Regions from separate parts of the Homo sapiens genome. Here region 1 is linked to region 2. Evidence: chromatin contacts called from ENCODE Hi-C or POLR2A ChIA-PET data. All regions are on one chromosome and are shown on one strand. The core of a region is the stretch at or near the end of the contact, and the rest is flanking DNA. Distances in the headings are between cores, read along the strand shown. Region 1 has its middle 28 kb from the start of SDE2. Region 2 overlaps SDE2 (spliceosome associated SDE2).

Region 1 (6,880 bases), core at 680-3,179, 51 kb before region 2:
ATCCATCCATCCATCTCTCTCTTTCTCCTATTGATTCTCTGTCTCTCTGGAGAAGCCTAATACACTCTGGGCATACAAAGCCCTCCTGACACCCCCTCAGTTTCTTCTTAGGGAACTGCCCCTGGCCACACTTCCCAACCTCAGGACTCCTACACATTCTCACAGTCCATGTACCTCATTGTTTTTAGCGTTCAGTCATAGTTGTAACATAAAACATTTGTAAATATATTTTTATTGTGAGAACGTTCAGTATAACGAAATACAGAGAACAACATATCAAGCACCTATGTAGTCATAACCCAGAATTAACAATATTAACACATGTTAACTTTCTGCCATATTTATTTCAAATTTCGTTTTACGTTTAAAAGAAATCAAACATAAAACAGATGTGGTTAAAATCCACTTGAACAGTATTTCCCTTCTCCTCCACTTCTGTTCTCTCTCCCTCTTCAGAGGAACTAGCAACAAGAATTTCAATGTATTTCTTTCTCATTCATGTTTTTATGCTTTTAATAGATAAGGTGTATTTTCAAAACCATTGGTTGTTCCTATTGTTTTTTGGTTGTTGTTGAGACAGAGTCTCGCTCTGTCGCCCAGGCTGGAGTGCAGTGGCGCTATCTCAGTTCACTGCAACCTCTGCCTCTTGGGTTTGAGCGATTTTCCTGACTCAGCCTCCTGAGTAGCTGGGACTATGGGCACGCACCACCACGCCTGGCTAATTTTTGTATTTTTAGTAGAGACGGGGTTTCACCATGTTGCCCAGACTGGTCTTGAACTCTTGAGCTCAGGTGATCTGCCTGTCTCGGCCTCCCAAAGTGCTGGGAATACAGGCGTGAGCTACCGCACCTGGCCTATTCCTACAGTTTCTAAAAGCAGATATAATTAGTTTTAATTTAAACCACTTTGATTTCATTCAAGCCGAGAATATCTTGGTCCTCAGATGGTGGATTCAGAAGGGAACCAAAGAGGGTTTTCATTCTGTCTCATCGTGGAGAAACAGCAGCAAGAACAACCAGCTCATCTTTCTTCTTCTTCCACTTCCCCCCAAGTACCAGAGGGGAGCTGGGGCCAGCAATATCCATCAGAGAATATCAAAGCAGAAGCACATAATGTTTTGGCACCTGTGGGCTTACCTGGTGGCATCATAAGCATCTAACACCAGCCCTGAGAGTTGAACATTTTAAAAATAGGTAAAAATACAGTGGATGAACAGGTGGCCTCAAGTTTCTGTGCCGCCTGGTCCTGGAGACATGGTGCTGTGCTCAGGTTGGCTTCCAGCCTACTTCCAGTCTGCTCCCTGTCTGCTTGAGCCATGTGGCCCTGCTGCTGGAGGCTTGGCATCTGAAGATGTGAAGCTTTTGGTTAAGAGGCTCAAAGTGCCTCTCAGTTGTTACATGGAATTAATAAGGGTGAGTAAGTGCCCGCGGCCTTCTCTGGGACACTTTCCCCTCTTTGGTTTGTTACAGAAGATAAGGCTAAATAAATTTTATATTGATTGCTTCCAGACACAAAGGAGGACATCAAAGAGGAGTAAACTCCTTTCTTTCCAAGTGATAGCGCCAGCCAATCTGTCTAGTCTAGATTGAGAATTATACCTTGCCGTGACAAAGGGTCCAAAGAACATAGTCAACTCATCATCCTTGGCCAGGAATAAAGTTATTGCTTCTTAAGGGGCGGAGAACTCTCTGGCCTCATATCGTTAACATACTTGCCACCTCTAACTAGACCCAGTCAGGCCCAATGAGCTCCATTAGAGTGAAACTCAGAACCTGCTAATACCGAAGTGTCAATGGACAACAGTATTTGTTTATGTGTAAAACTGGTACTTTTTTTTTTTTTTGGTGGAAAATGAGGAAGTGAAAAGAACGTGACCTTTGGAGTCACACAGACCTGGGTTTCTCTCCTGGCACCGCCTCTGACCTGCTGTGTCACATGAGCTTTCTGAGCTTTAGTTTCCACTTCTATGACACAAGGAGAAAATTCCCATCTTATAGGGAGAATTTAGTGAAAGGACTGAGCATTTTTTCTGGGAGATGATTGGATCCCTTCATCTGATTTTTTTTTTTTTTTTTGAGACAGAGTCTTGCTCTGTTACCCAGGCTGGGGTGCAGTGGCCCGATCTCAGCTCACCACAACCTCCACCTCCCAGGTTCAAGTGATTCTTGTGCCTCAGCCTCCCAAGTAGCTGGGATTACAGGCACGCACCACCATGCCCGGCTAATTTTTGTATTTTTAGCATGGACGGGGTTTTGCCATGTTGGCCAGGCTGGTCTCGAACTCCTGACCTCAAGTGATCTGCCTGCCTTGGCCTTCCAAAGTGCTAGGATTATGGGCGTGAGCCACTGCACCCGATCCCTTCATCTGAATTTGGAGAGGGCAAAAGTTTGAACTCTGGGTTGTGCCTGGGAAAGGTGGATATGAGGTGAAGATCAGATTCGGGCAACCACAGGAGTTGACAGAGTCTGCTGGCCCTGCCATCATTTAGTGACTGGTAGAAGGCTGCTGCGGTGAGAGCTGGCTTTGCTTCGATCCTGTTAAGTAAACCACCAGGATGCTTCAGTGTTTGGAGCGGCCTTCTTTGGTCACCCACTGTGACCTGGGGCAGAAAGCTTCCAATCTCGTTCCCACGGGAGTGTTAGAGTGTTATCCATGTTAGGAAAGAGAGTGGTTTTCATTTTCAGAAGAACACGAACACATTGGCCTCCAGATGAATATGCAGCTTCAAAGCTTCTAAAATAGCTGGCTATCCCTTGTCCTGAGTTTTTGCTCAAGGTTTATGACACTGCTGTCGGATGTCTGTTGCCCCATATTGGCTAGACCGGAAAAGTGGAATCTCTTCTCCCTCTCCACATCTGAAAGAGCAACACTGTCTGCTGTCCTACAGAGCCTGTCATTGATCTATGATTTGGCCTCTCACCTTAGACTGTTCTCAATAGGTAGAACAGCGCTCCACCTTCGCCCATGTGTAACATTAGGCTGTATAAACACTACCAAAGGAAACATACATTATTCAGGGAATGTGAGTGTGTAGGTCCCACGCCCACAGTGTGTCATGGACTCACCAAAGAGATGTGTTGCAAATAATGAGTGGCATCTTGTTTCAAACAATGCAAAGCCAACAATAATAGGAAAAATGACACTTCTCTGGATTCTCCAGCTAAGAAAACACAAAGCAGTTTTGGTGGATGGAGTTCAAGCCAATGACTTTTCTACCTAAATTATTCTTTTAGTTCTTTCAAGCTGGTTTTGCAAGGTTTTAAGGAAGCCACCCAGTTGTGGGTGGAGCATTTTCTTCTGGGAGCTACTCCCAGGTACATGAAATATCATTCAGAAATGAGCAAGACATGTTCACAAGGCCAAGGGCTTCTTTGGGGCCATAGTTACACTTCACTATGTGCTGTTCACACATGGATTTTTGGTTTGACTTGTAAACCCTAGCCTGTTGTTGGCAGGCATTAAAAAATATGTGTCAGCCAGGCGTGGGGTCTCACGCCTGTAATCCCAGCACTTTGGGATGCCGAGTTGGGAGGATCACTTGAACTCAGGAGTTTGAGACCAGCCTAGACAACAGGGCAAAACCCCATCTCTACACAAAATACAAAAAATTAGCCGGGTGTAGTGTCATGTGCCTGTAGTCTCAGCTACTGGGGGGCTGAGGCAGGAGAATCTCTTCAGTCTGAGAGGCCAAGGCTGCAGTGAGCTGTGATCGTCCCATTGTACTCCAGCCTGGGTGACTAAGTGAGACCCTGTCTCAAAGAAAAAAGAAAGAAGGAAAGAAAATATGTGTTAATGATGGGGAATCTGATCATTAAAAATATGCATATATGTGGAATAATAAAGTATATGATATTTATCCTTCCTTTGTTTGTTATGACAGTATTTCCCCAGAGCTTAGGTGGCAGGTATCAGAGTGTTTTACATGTAGTCCACATCTTGTATTACATGCTCATTCTCGGAGTTGGGCTTTGGCAGAGATGCTAAACACACAGATGCCAATTAGGAAACTAAAATCCAGTCATTACCCAGAGATTAAATATTTCAACACAGTGTCTCAAACTATAATTAAAGGCAGTGAGCTTTGTTACTGGGAGAACAAAAACAGAGAGAGGCAGACAACTATTTTTGGAATTGTCCTTATCTTCAACACGATCTACTCTATACATTTATCAAGTTGTTTACTGTACTTGCAACTTTACAAATCAGTCTAAATAAAACATCATAAAATGACATGTTTGCTGGCCGAGTGCAGTGGCTCATGCCTGTAATCCCAGCACTTTGGGAGGCTGAGGCAGGAGGATCACTTTTTTCTTTTTCTTATTTTTTTGAGACAGAGTCTCTCTCTGTCACCCAGGCTGGAGTGCAGTGGCATGATCTCAGCTCACTGCAATCTTTGCCTCCCGGGTTCAAGCAATTCTCCTGTCTCAGCCTCCCGAGTAGCTGGGACTACAGGCGGCCACCACCATGCCTGGCTAATTTTTGTATTTTTAGTAGAGACAGGGTTTTACCATGTTAACCAGGCTGGTCTTGAACTTCTGACCTCAGGTGATAGGAGGATCACTTAAAGCCAGAATTTCAAGACCAGCCTGGGCAACAAAGTGAAACCCCATCCCTACAAAATATTTGGTGACACACATCTGTAGTCCCAGCTACTCGGGGAGGCTGAGGTGGGAGGATCACTTGAGCCCAGGAGGTTGAGGCTGCAGTGAGCTAAGATTACGCCACCGCACTCCAGCCTGGGTGACAGAGTGAGACTCTATCTCTAAAAATAAATAAGCAGGGCCAGGCGCAGTGGCTCACGCCTGTAATCCTAGCACTCTGGGAGGCAGAGGTGGGCAGATCACTTGAGGTCAGGAGTTGGAGACCAGCATGGCCAACATCATGAAACCCCCGCCTGGGCGCGGTAGCTCACGCCTGTAATCCCAGCACTTTGGGAGGCCAAGGCGGGCGGATCACGAGGTCAGGAGATCGAGACCATCCTGACTAACACGGTGAAACCCTGTCTCTACTAAAAATACAAAAAAATTAGCCGGGCGTGGTGGCAGGTGCCTGTAGTCCCAGCTACTCGGGAGGCTGAGGCAGGAGAATGGCGTGAACCCGGGAGGTGGAGCTTGCAGTGAGCCGAGATCACGCCACTGCACTCCAGTCTAGGCGACAGAGAGAGACTCCGTCTAAAAAAAAAAGAAGAAAAAAAAAGAAAGAAACCTCCTCTCTGCTAAAAATACAAAAATTAGCTGCGCATGGTGGTGGGCACTAGTAACCGCAGCTACTCCAAAGGCTGAGGAGGCAGGAGACCGGAAGGCGGAGGTTGCAGTGAGCCGAGATTGCGCCACTACAGCCCGGGAGAAAGAGTGAGACTCCGTCTCGAAAAATAAATAAATAAACAAACAAACAAATAAGTGATGCAGCTGTGAAGTGGCCTAGGGAGAAGTAGGGAGGAAACAGGCAAAAGAAGAGATGGTAGGAATAAGAGACAGAGAGAGACAGACCTCCTCCCTGCCACCCCCAGAAAGGTTAAGAAAGAAAATTAAAAAAAAAAAAAAAAAAAAGCCAGGCACAGTGGCTCACACCTGTAATCCCAGCACTTTGAGAGGCCGAGGTAGGCGGATCACTTGAAGTCAGGAGTTCGAAACCAGCCTGGCCAACATAGTGAAACTCTGTCTCTACTAAAAATACAAAAACTTGGCTGTGTGTGGTGGCGGGCACCTGTAATCCCAGCTACTTGGGAGGCTGAGGCAGGAGAATTGCTTGAACCTGGGAGGCGGAGGTTGCAGTGAGTGGAGATAGCACCACTGCACTCCAGCCTGGGCGACAGAGTGACACTCCTTCTCAAAAAAATAAAAAATAAAATAAAATCAATCAATTAAAATCCGTAGTCTTTGCACCACATTTTAAGTGGTAGTACAGTTCAATTTTGCCCTAAATTTACTATTTGTATTTTGTTATATCTTCTAAATCAAAGTATAATTGCAAGAGTATAAAGTACACATACACTATGTGCATGTCTTGAGCATATACTAATAAAATTATTTACTTTTTTTTTTTTTTTGAGACGGAGTCTTGCTCAGTCGCCCAGGCTGGAGTGCAATGGCGGGATCTCGGCTCACTGCAAGCTCCGCCTCCCGGGTTCACGCCATTCTCCTGCCTTAGTCTCCTGAGTAGCTGGGACTACGGGCGTCCGCCACCACGCCTGGCTAATTTTTTTGCATTTTTAGTAGAGACGGGGTTTCACCGTGTTAGCAAGGATGGTCTCGATCTCCTGACTCGTGATCCGCCCGTCTCGGCCTCACAAAGTGCTGGGATTACAGGCGTGAGCCACTGAGCCCGGCCAAAATTATTTACTTTATAAATATCAAAGTTTATCATTGTAGAAATGACAGGTCATATATAACAGTATTTATCTATCTATCCAAGTCAGAAAAAATTACTTGCTGAAAGAATTAAGTTTAAAAAACCATTTCCTACTACCTAAACATTTGGTCAGCTAGCTTATGATTTCATTTGTCTGTTTTTATCCTGTTGTTTTTGCATCATGTAAGTACATTCTTAATGGCTTTTTAAACAAACTAAATGAGTAAATGTGGATAAAAGGCTTAAGAGTGCTATATAAATGTGTACATTATTATTATTTCTGACTCTGGAAATTAACAGAGCTAAGAATATTTTTAAGGTGCTGAGAACATTTTACTATATTTTTACTTATTTTTTTTTTTTGAGATGGAGTCTTGCTCTGTCACCCAGGCCGGAGTGCAGTGGCACGATCTCTGCTTTCTGGGTTCAAGCAATTCTCCTGCCTCAGTGTCCCGAGTAGCTGGGATTACAGGCGCCCGTCACCACACCCAGCTAATTTTTTTGTATGTTTAGTAGAGACGGGGTTTCG
Region 2 (7,462 bases), core at 4,580-7,079:
ACATTGGCCAGGCTGGTCTCGAACTCCTGACCTCAGGTGATCCACCCACTTTGGCCTCCCAAAGTGCTGGGATTACAGGTGTGAGCCACCATGCCCAGCCTCTGATTATTTTCTAATTTCCTCCCTCAGTTCTTCTTTGACCCATGGATTATCAGAAGTGGGTTGTCTGATCAGCAAACATTTGTTTTTTTTCCTCTTAATATCTTCTTGTTGCTGATTTCTACTTTAATTCCATTGAGGTCAGAAAATATCCTCTTTATGATTTCAATCCTCTTAGTTTTATTGAGACTCGTTTTATGACCCAATATGTTGTCTGTCATGGTGAGTGTACCATACACAGTTTAAAAGAATGCGTATTTTAGGCCAGGTGTGGTGGCTCATGCCTGTAATCCAGCATGAGATTACATGCTGAGATTACAGCTGTAATCTGTAATTTGAGAGGCTGAGGTGGGAGGATCATTTCGAGACCAGCCTGGGCAATGTATAGTGAGACCATGTCTCTAAGAAAAACAATATGTAATTTGAATTGTTGGGTTAATATGTTTTGTAATATCGATGAGATTAAGTGGTTGATAGTATTGTTCAGATCTTCTATGTCTTTACTGATCCTTTTGTTTATTTCTATCAGGTGCTGAGAAAGGATGTTAAAATCTTCAATTATGATTGTGGAATTGTCTATTTCTTAAATTCTACCAGTTTTTGTATGAAGCTCTAATAACTTATGTCTTCCTAATGTATTGACCATTTTATCATTATGAAATTTCCCTCTGTCTCTGGTAATTTGGGTTTGAAATCTACTTTATCTTATGTGAATATAGCCACTGCAGCCTTCTTAAGCTTAGTGTTTGCACAGTATACCTCTTTCTATTAATTTACTTTGTGCTTCTGTGCCTATTTAAAGTAGTTTCTTTAAACAACATATACTTGAGACTTGCATTTTTATCTGTTCTCTCTGTATCTTTTAATAAGTTTAACATTAAATGTAATTATTAATAGGTTTCTAATTTACATGTTTCCTGTTTAGATAAGATTATTTTATAATTGTATTTTAATTTATTGGCTCTTTAGCTATACTGTTTTAATAATTTTTTTAAGTTGGATGTTCTAGTGATTACAATATACATTCTTAATTTTTCAGTCTACCTAGAGTTGATGTGCCACTTCACATAAAATGTAGAAATCTTGTAAGTATGTACATCCATTTATCATACCTGTCTTTTATGCTGTAGTTGTCATACATATTAAATCTACATATTTAAATATTGTAAGTCCTGTCATAAGTTACAATTTCTGCTTTAAATAATGATATGTATTTTAAAGAAATTAAGAGGAAAAAATAAAATCTTTTGTATTTATTCACATATTTACCATTTCTAATATTCTTCATTTCTTCTTAAAGATCTAATAGCCTTTCCCTTAAGACGGAAGAACTTTCTATAGCATTTTTTGTGTCTCCTGGCAACAAATTAGTTTTCTTTTTCTTTTTCCCTTTTTTTTTTTTTTTTTGAGATGGAGTTTCGCTCTCATTGCCCAGGCTGGAGTGCAATGACACAATCTCGGCTCACTGCATCCACCATCTCCTGGGTTCAAGCAATTCTCCTACCTCAGCCTCCCAAGTAACTGGGATTACAGACATGTGCCACCACACCTGGCTCATTTTGTATTTTTAGTAGAGATGGGGTTTCTCCATGTTGGTCAGGCTGGTCTCAACTCCTGACCTTGTGAACCACCCACCTCGGCCTCCCAAAGTGCTGGGATTACCACCGTGCCTGGCCAGTTTTCTCTTTTTTAAAAAGAATCTCTTCGCTAGGTGCAGTGGCTCAGGCCTGTAATCCCAGCACTTTGGGAGGCTGAGGCGGGCAGATCATTTGAGGTCAGGAGTTCAAGACCAGTCTGGCCTTCATGATGAAATGCTGTCTCTACTAAAAATACAAAAAAATGAGCCAGGTGTGGCAGTGCGTGCCTGTAATCCCAGCTACTTGAGAGGCTTAGGCATGAGAATTGCTTGAACCCAGGAGGCGGAGGTTGCAATGAGCCAAGATCATGCCACTGCACCCCAGCCTGGGTGACAGAGTGAGACCCTGTCTCAAAAAATAAAAAGAATCTCTTTACAGATCTTGTTCCACTGTCTTCTGGCCTTCATTGTTTCTGATGACAAATCAGTGGGTATTCAAATAGTTTTTCCCTTTATAGAATGCGTCTTTCTCTTTGGCAGCTTTCAGGTGTGGTTTTCTATGTATTTATCTTGGGAGTTTGATGAATTTCTTGGCTCTCTAAATTTATGCCATTTAATCAAATATAGGAAAGTGTCAGCCATTATTTCCTCAGATCTTTTTCCTGACCCATGTTTTCTCTTTCCTGGGACTTCAGTTATAAATATACTAAGCTTCGGTCTCAGTCTCCGAGTCTCTGTCTTTTTTTTTTTTTTTTTCCACCAAACGCTTCTCTCTGTTCTTCAGATGATTTCTGTAATATAGCTAAGTTGATGGAGAGTCTTCAAGCCAAAGTTGCCTTTTGGAGGAGTTGGCATCTTGCCAGAATGGGCCTGCCTTAGTACCTGTACTGTGCACGTTGGCTATAAAGAGTCCCCAGAAAGTGTGGCCTGAGTGTGAACCCGGTGGCCCCAGAGCATCACTGAGTGATGCTCCCCACAGCAGGAGATCTGAGAGGCGTATTTTCGTGGCTGCCACAGTATGTTCTGTTGCTTAGGGAGGATTATTTTTCTAGCTTGGGTAGTTGGAAACAGTTTTCTTCAAATTATGTGGGTGCCTGTTCAGATCTTAAAAAGCACACCCAAAGGGAGAAGGGAAACATTTAGATTTAGTGAAGGTTTACTTTTTAAAATTTTTTTATTTTATTTTATTTTTAGATGGAGTCTTGCTCTGTCGCCCAGGCTGGAGTGCAGTGGCGCCATCTTGGCTCACTGCAAGTTCCACCTCCCGGGTTCACGCCATTATCCTGCCTCAGCCTCCCAAGTAGCTGGGACTACAGGCACGTGCCACCACACCCGGCTAATTTTTTTGTATTTTTAGTAGAGACGGGGTTTCACTGTATTAGTCAGGATGGTCTCGATTTCCTGACCTGGGGATCCGCCCACCTTGGCCTCCTAAAGTGCAGGGATTACAGGCCTGAGCCACCGCGCCCAGCATAGTGAAGGTTTACTTTACAAGATCAGGGTTCATCTTTGAGAGACTCAGGCAGCCATGCCCAAAGAATTTCTTTCTTTTGTGGCAGCATGAAGCTGGCTGGGCCAGTGCCCCTTTCCTAATTGGCCTGGTTATCCTCTTCAGGTTGCCAGAGCACTAGCTGGGCCCTGCTTTATTTAGCATGGGAGTGTGAGCAGCTGTTGCCCTGCTCCCTGCAGGCAAATAGACCTTGACTGGCAAAATGAAAAGACTATAGAGTTTTCTAATTGCCCCCTCTCTTGTAGCATTAAAGGCTAAAAGTAAGGAGGCTGCTGATGAGCAGAAACTGACCATCTAGCCTCTCTTCCTAGGTGGCTGTAGTTCTTCCAGCCCTCGCTGATCTGTGCGTGGGGATGTTAATGGGCTTTTGCTGTGGGTCCATTTCACTCACCCACACATTTTGTTTTGGAGATAGCTACCTTCCTCCTTCCTCTTCTAGTACTCGTACCGCAAGCTTCCTCATTATATTCCTTTTGTCAGTTCAAATGGGAGTTTGCAAGAGGGAATTAAACAAATATGCTCAGATTACCATCTTGAGCCAGCACCTGTTAGTGATTTTCAAGGTGAAAAGTACCCCCCCCCGAGAAAGTCTAGGAACACCAGGTGTTAATTCTAGGCTGGTTCTGATCAAAATCTTAAAAATGTTGACTTAAACTTTATGGCCTTATTTGTGTGCCTGAACTAGAATACAGGAAAAGATATTATGGACTCCAGGTGGCCCTGTGCCACCCACACTGTTGCTGCAAGTCACCTGCCTATTGGCCTGTTTCTGGGAGGGATCTCTGATTCAGTCAGTGCCAGTCTCATCTCTGGTATGTTTGGTACTACTTTTTCTTTGCATTCACCTTCATGAGATTTCCTTTGAGAAAAACTAAATTAATGATGCTCTATAAAGTAAGCCTACACTCAAACCATTCATAGGTCATTGATTCAGGATGGCCCCCACATAATACTGCTGAGCTGAAGGAAAGAATGTGCATGGTCATACTTCGGTTTTCCCTGGAATACAGGCCATGTGGTGTGGTGGGCCTTAGGGCAAGGGTTTTAGGGTTACTGATCTGGGTCTAAAATCCTGATTTTCCTCCTTTCTAATAGTGTTTCCTCAGACAAGCTCCATAGCCTTTCTGAGCATCAGTTTTCTGCTCCTGCTATTAAATGGGGTCATATCTACTTTTAGGGATGTTAGGGTTAAATAAAGTAGTATGTAAGGTTCCTAGCACAGTGCTTAGCAAATTTGTAGTTGCTCAGTAAATGGAAGCTATTGGAATACTCTACAGCACCATTGTCCAATAGAAATGTAACATGAGCCAGATAATGTAATTTTACATTTTCTTTCAGTCATTAAAAAGTACAAAGAATTAGCCAGGTGTGGTTGTGCGTGCCTATAGTTCCAGCTACTTGGGAGGCTGAGGTGGGAGGATTGCTTGAGTCCAGGAGTTGGAGGCTGCAGTGAAATTTTTTTTTTTTTTTTTTTGAGATGGAATCTCACTCTGCTGCCCAGGCTGGAGTGCAGTGGCATGATCTTGGCTCACTGCAACCTCCGCCTCTCGAGTTCAAGTGATTCTCCTGCCTCAGCCTCCTGAGTAACTGGACTTACAGGCACGTGCCACAACGCCCAGCTAATTTTTGTATTTTTTTTGTAGAGATAGAGTTTCACCATGTTGGCCAGGCTGGTATTGAACTCCTGACCTCAGGTGATCTGCATGCCTCAGCCTCCCAGAGTGCTGGGATTATAGGCATGAGCCACCACGCCCGGCCAATGATACAGTGAACTTTGAAGGCGTCACTGCAACTCCAGCCTGGGCGACAGAGTGAGACCTCATCTCAAAAAAAAAAAAAAAAAAAAAAAAAAAAAATTACAAAGAAGCAGGTGAAATTAATTTTAGCAATATATTTTATTTAACCCAAAAATATTCAAAATATTTCAATAATAGAAAATTATTGAGATAGTTTACATTTTTGTGCTAAGTCTGAAATCTGGTGTGTATTTTATACTTACAGCACTTTTCAATTCACAGTGGCTACATTCCAGGTGCTTAATAGCCCCGTGTGACTTTGAGCTCCTGTATTAGGCAGTGCCCCTCTAGAACACATCTTAAGGCAAGGCAGTGAGCACAGCAGAACTGTCCACCTTAATCCAAACACACGTGTACAGAGCTGAATCAAAGCCACATGAGGCTGGGAGGACTTGGGGCTTTTAGCACGCTCTGCCCTTCCCTCAGCCACCCTTGTGATAAGTGGAATATATGTAAAATAAAAGCGTTATGACCAGTCAGATGTCTTTCCTGTGGGGACTCCTTACATGCCAGGCTGGCAGAGGTGCAGAAACAAGTGCGAGAGCTGTGGTCTGTGAGTCCTAACCTTGGCCTTGCTGGTGTGGGGCTGGGTGACCTCATCTGGCAAACTGCGGTATCTGTTTAATTTTATGAATTGAGCTGTGAGGCATAGCTGAAATTTGCATGGGGGTGACAAACATACTTTAAAGCATCTTGCAAAAAAGTAGTAAGAATTAGGAGTTGTAGACAAATGCTCAATGAAAACAGGAGTGTGATACTGGGTATTGCACCATACCGTAGTGCTGGATCCCTCAGTTTACTAAGTAGATCTTTTGGTCCAATTACGGGGTAGTGTAGGAATGGCGATTAGCCTGGTATGTCCCATCTCTCCTTGTTGAAGTTCTGCTTTTTTTTTTTTTGAGATGAGGTCTCGCTATGTAACTCATGCTGGAGTGTAGTGGCACAATCACAGTTCACTGCAGCCTCCACCGCTCGGGCTGGGACCACAGGCATGTGCCACCTTGCCCGGCTAATCTTTTAAAAATTACTTGCAGAGACAAGGTCTCACTGTGTTGCCAGGCTGGTACTTAACTTCGAAGACGGCTCACAGGCTGCCTCTTCCAACTGCGAGCCTCAGTGAGGAAACAGTGGGCTTGTTGTGGAGTTTATTCTGCAGCCCTCCAGCCTGCAAACATTAATTGTGCATGTCTGATTAGTAAAACATTTGGGGGTGCACCCCACATGATGTCACTCATCTGTCAGAGCCCTCCATCGGCCTTGGAGTACAAGCCCACGCACTTGCAGTGGCCAGCAATCCCCTCTCAGGCTGCACGCCTCTCCCCTCTCTGACCTCATCTACTCCTCCTCACTCCACCACAGCCCCCGGGGCCTCCTTGCTGTTTCCTGAACCAACCAAACACACTGTGCTCCCCTGGCGTGGCACAGACTGTCCCTCCTTCCAGAACAGTCTTTTTCCAGACGTCCCCAGGGAAGACTCTCTCACCTTTCACTCGGTTTAAAATGGCAACCCCCACCCCCATCACTTTCTTTCCTGACTGGTTGGTTGTTTTGTTTTTTTGAGACAGCCTCGCTGTGTCGCCCAGGCTGGAGTGCAGTGGTGCCGTCTCAGCTCACTGCAATCTGTGCCTCCGGAGTTCAAGCAATTCTGCCTCAGCCTCCCAAGTAATTGAGACTACAGGTGTGCGCTACCACGCCCAGCTATTGATTGATTGATTGTATTTTTAGTAGAGACGGGGTTTTGCTGTGTTGGCCAGGCTGGTCTCAAACTCCTGACCTCAGGTGATCTGCCCATCTCGGCCTCCCACCGCGCCTGGCCGACAGTTTTATTTTTTTGAGATGGAGCCTTGCTCTGTCGCCCAGGCTGGAGTGCAGTGGCGCGATCTCGGCTCACTGCAAGCTCCGCCTCCTGGCTTCAAGCAATTCTCCTGCCTGAGCCTCCTGAGTAGCTAAGACTACAGGTGCGTGCCACCACGCCTGGCTAATTTTTGTATTTTTAGTAGAGACATGGTTTCACTGTGTTGGTCAGGCTGGTCTTGAACTCCTGACCTCGTGATCCGCCCGCCTCGGCGTCCCAAAGTCCTGGGATTACAAGCGTGAGCCACCGTGCCAGGTCCTGACAGGTTTTGTTTTGTTTTGTTTTGTTTTAATAGTACTTATTACCCCTTATCATATTTTTTTTTTTTAGTTAAATGTCCCTCTCCCCTCAGAAAATAAGCTCTGCCAGGGCAGAGAGTTGATCTGTTTTATTAGTGCCGGATACCTAAAATGTGCTCCATGAATATCTATTGAATGAATCCAGTGTACTAACATATTTATAAAACAACAAACAGAATTCCAAATAAATTCATCATCTCTCAACAGACCACATGACATGTCCACTGGGGTGTATGTACCTGCTTTGAAACATTTGCTTGTAGAAATGTGTGTCTTTTAGCCCGGGCGCGGTGGCTCACGCCTGTAATCCCAGCACTTTGGGAGGCT

Evidence for each region. Hi-C counts contacts between places; a loop is a spot of excess contacts on that map. ChIA-PET counts read pairs that join two places held with the same protein, here RNA polymerase II (POLR2A). Pooled maps may share reads with other maps.
Region 1: a loop to region 2 is called in a pooled map, with 7 times the contacts of the local background. The contact joins two enhancer-like sites. A Hi-C loop is called at or near these places in 3 of 50 pooled maps. POLR2A ChIA-PET finds 5 or more read pairs at or near these places in 2 of 52 experiments (CD8-positive, alpha-beta T cell and GM12878).

What each region holds. Positions count from the first base shown.
Region 1 is chr1:226,024,165-226,031,044 of GRCh38, reverse strand. No RefSeq gene overlaps it. Among named protein-coding and RNA genes, the nearest start is that of SDE2, 28 kb to the right of the region's middle. RefSeq lists an enhancer at 798-847. Within about 2 kb of position 1,929, at least 8 of the 41 ENCODE cell types and tissues checked have a DNase peak (open chromatin) inside an H3K27ac peak, as active enhancers do.
Region 2 is chr1:225,976,603-225,984,064 of GRCh38, reverse strand. It overlaps SDE2 (spliceosome associated SDE2), which reads left to right. Exons shown (of 7, transcript NM_152608.4): 7 at 1-1,363. Among named protein-coding and RNA genes, the nearest start is that of SDE2, 19 kb to the left of the region's middle. Within about 2 kb of position 5,829, at least 3 of the 41 ENCODE cell types and tissues checked have a DNase peak (open chromatin) inside an H3K27ac peak, as active enhancers do.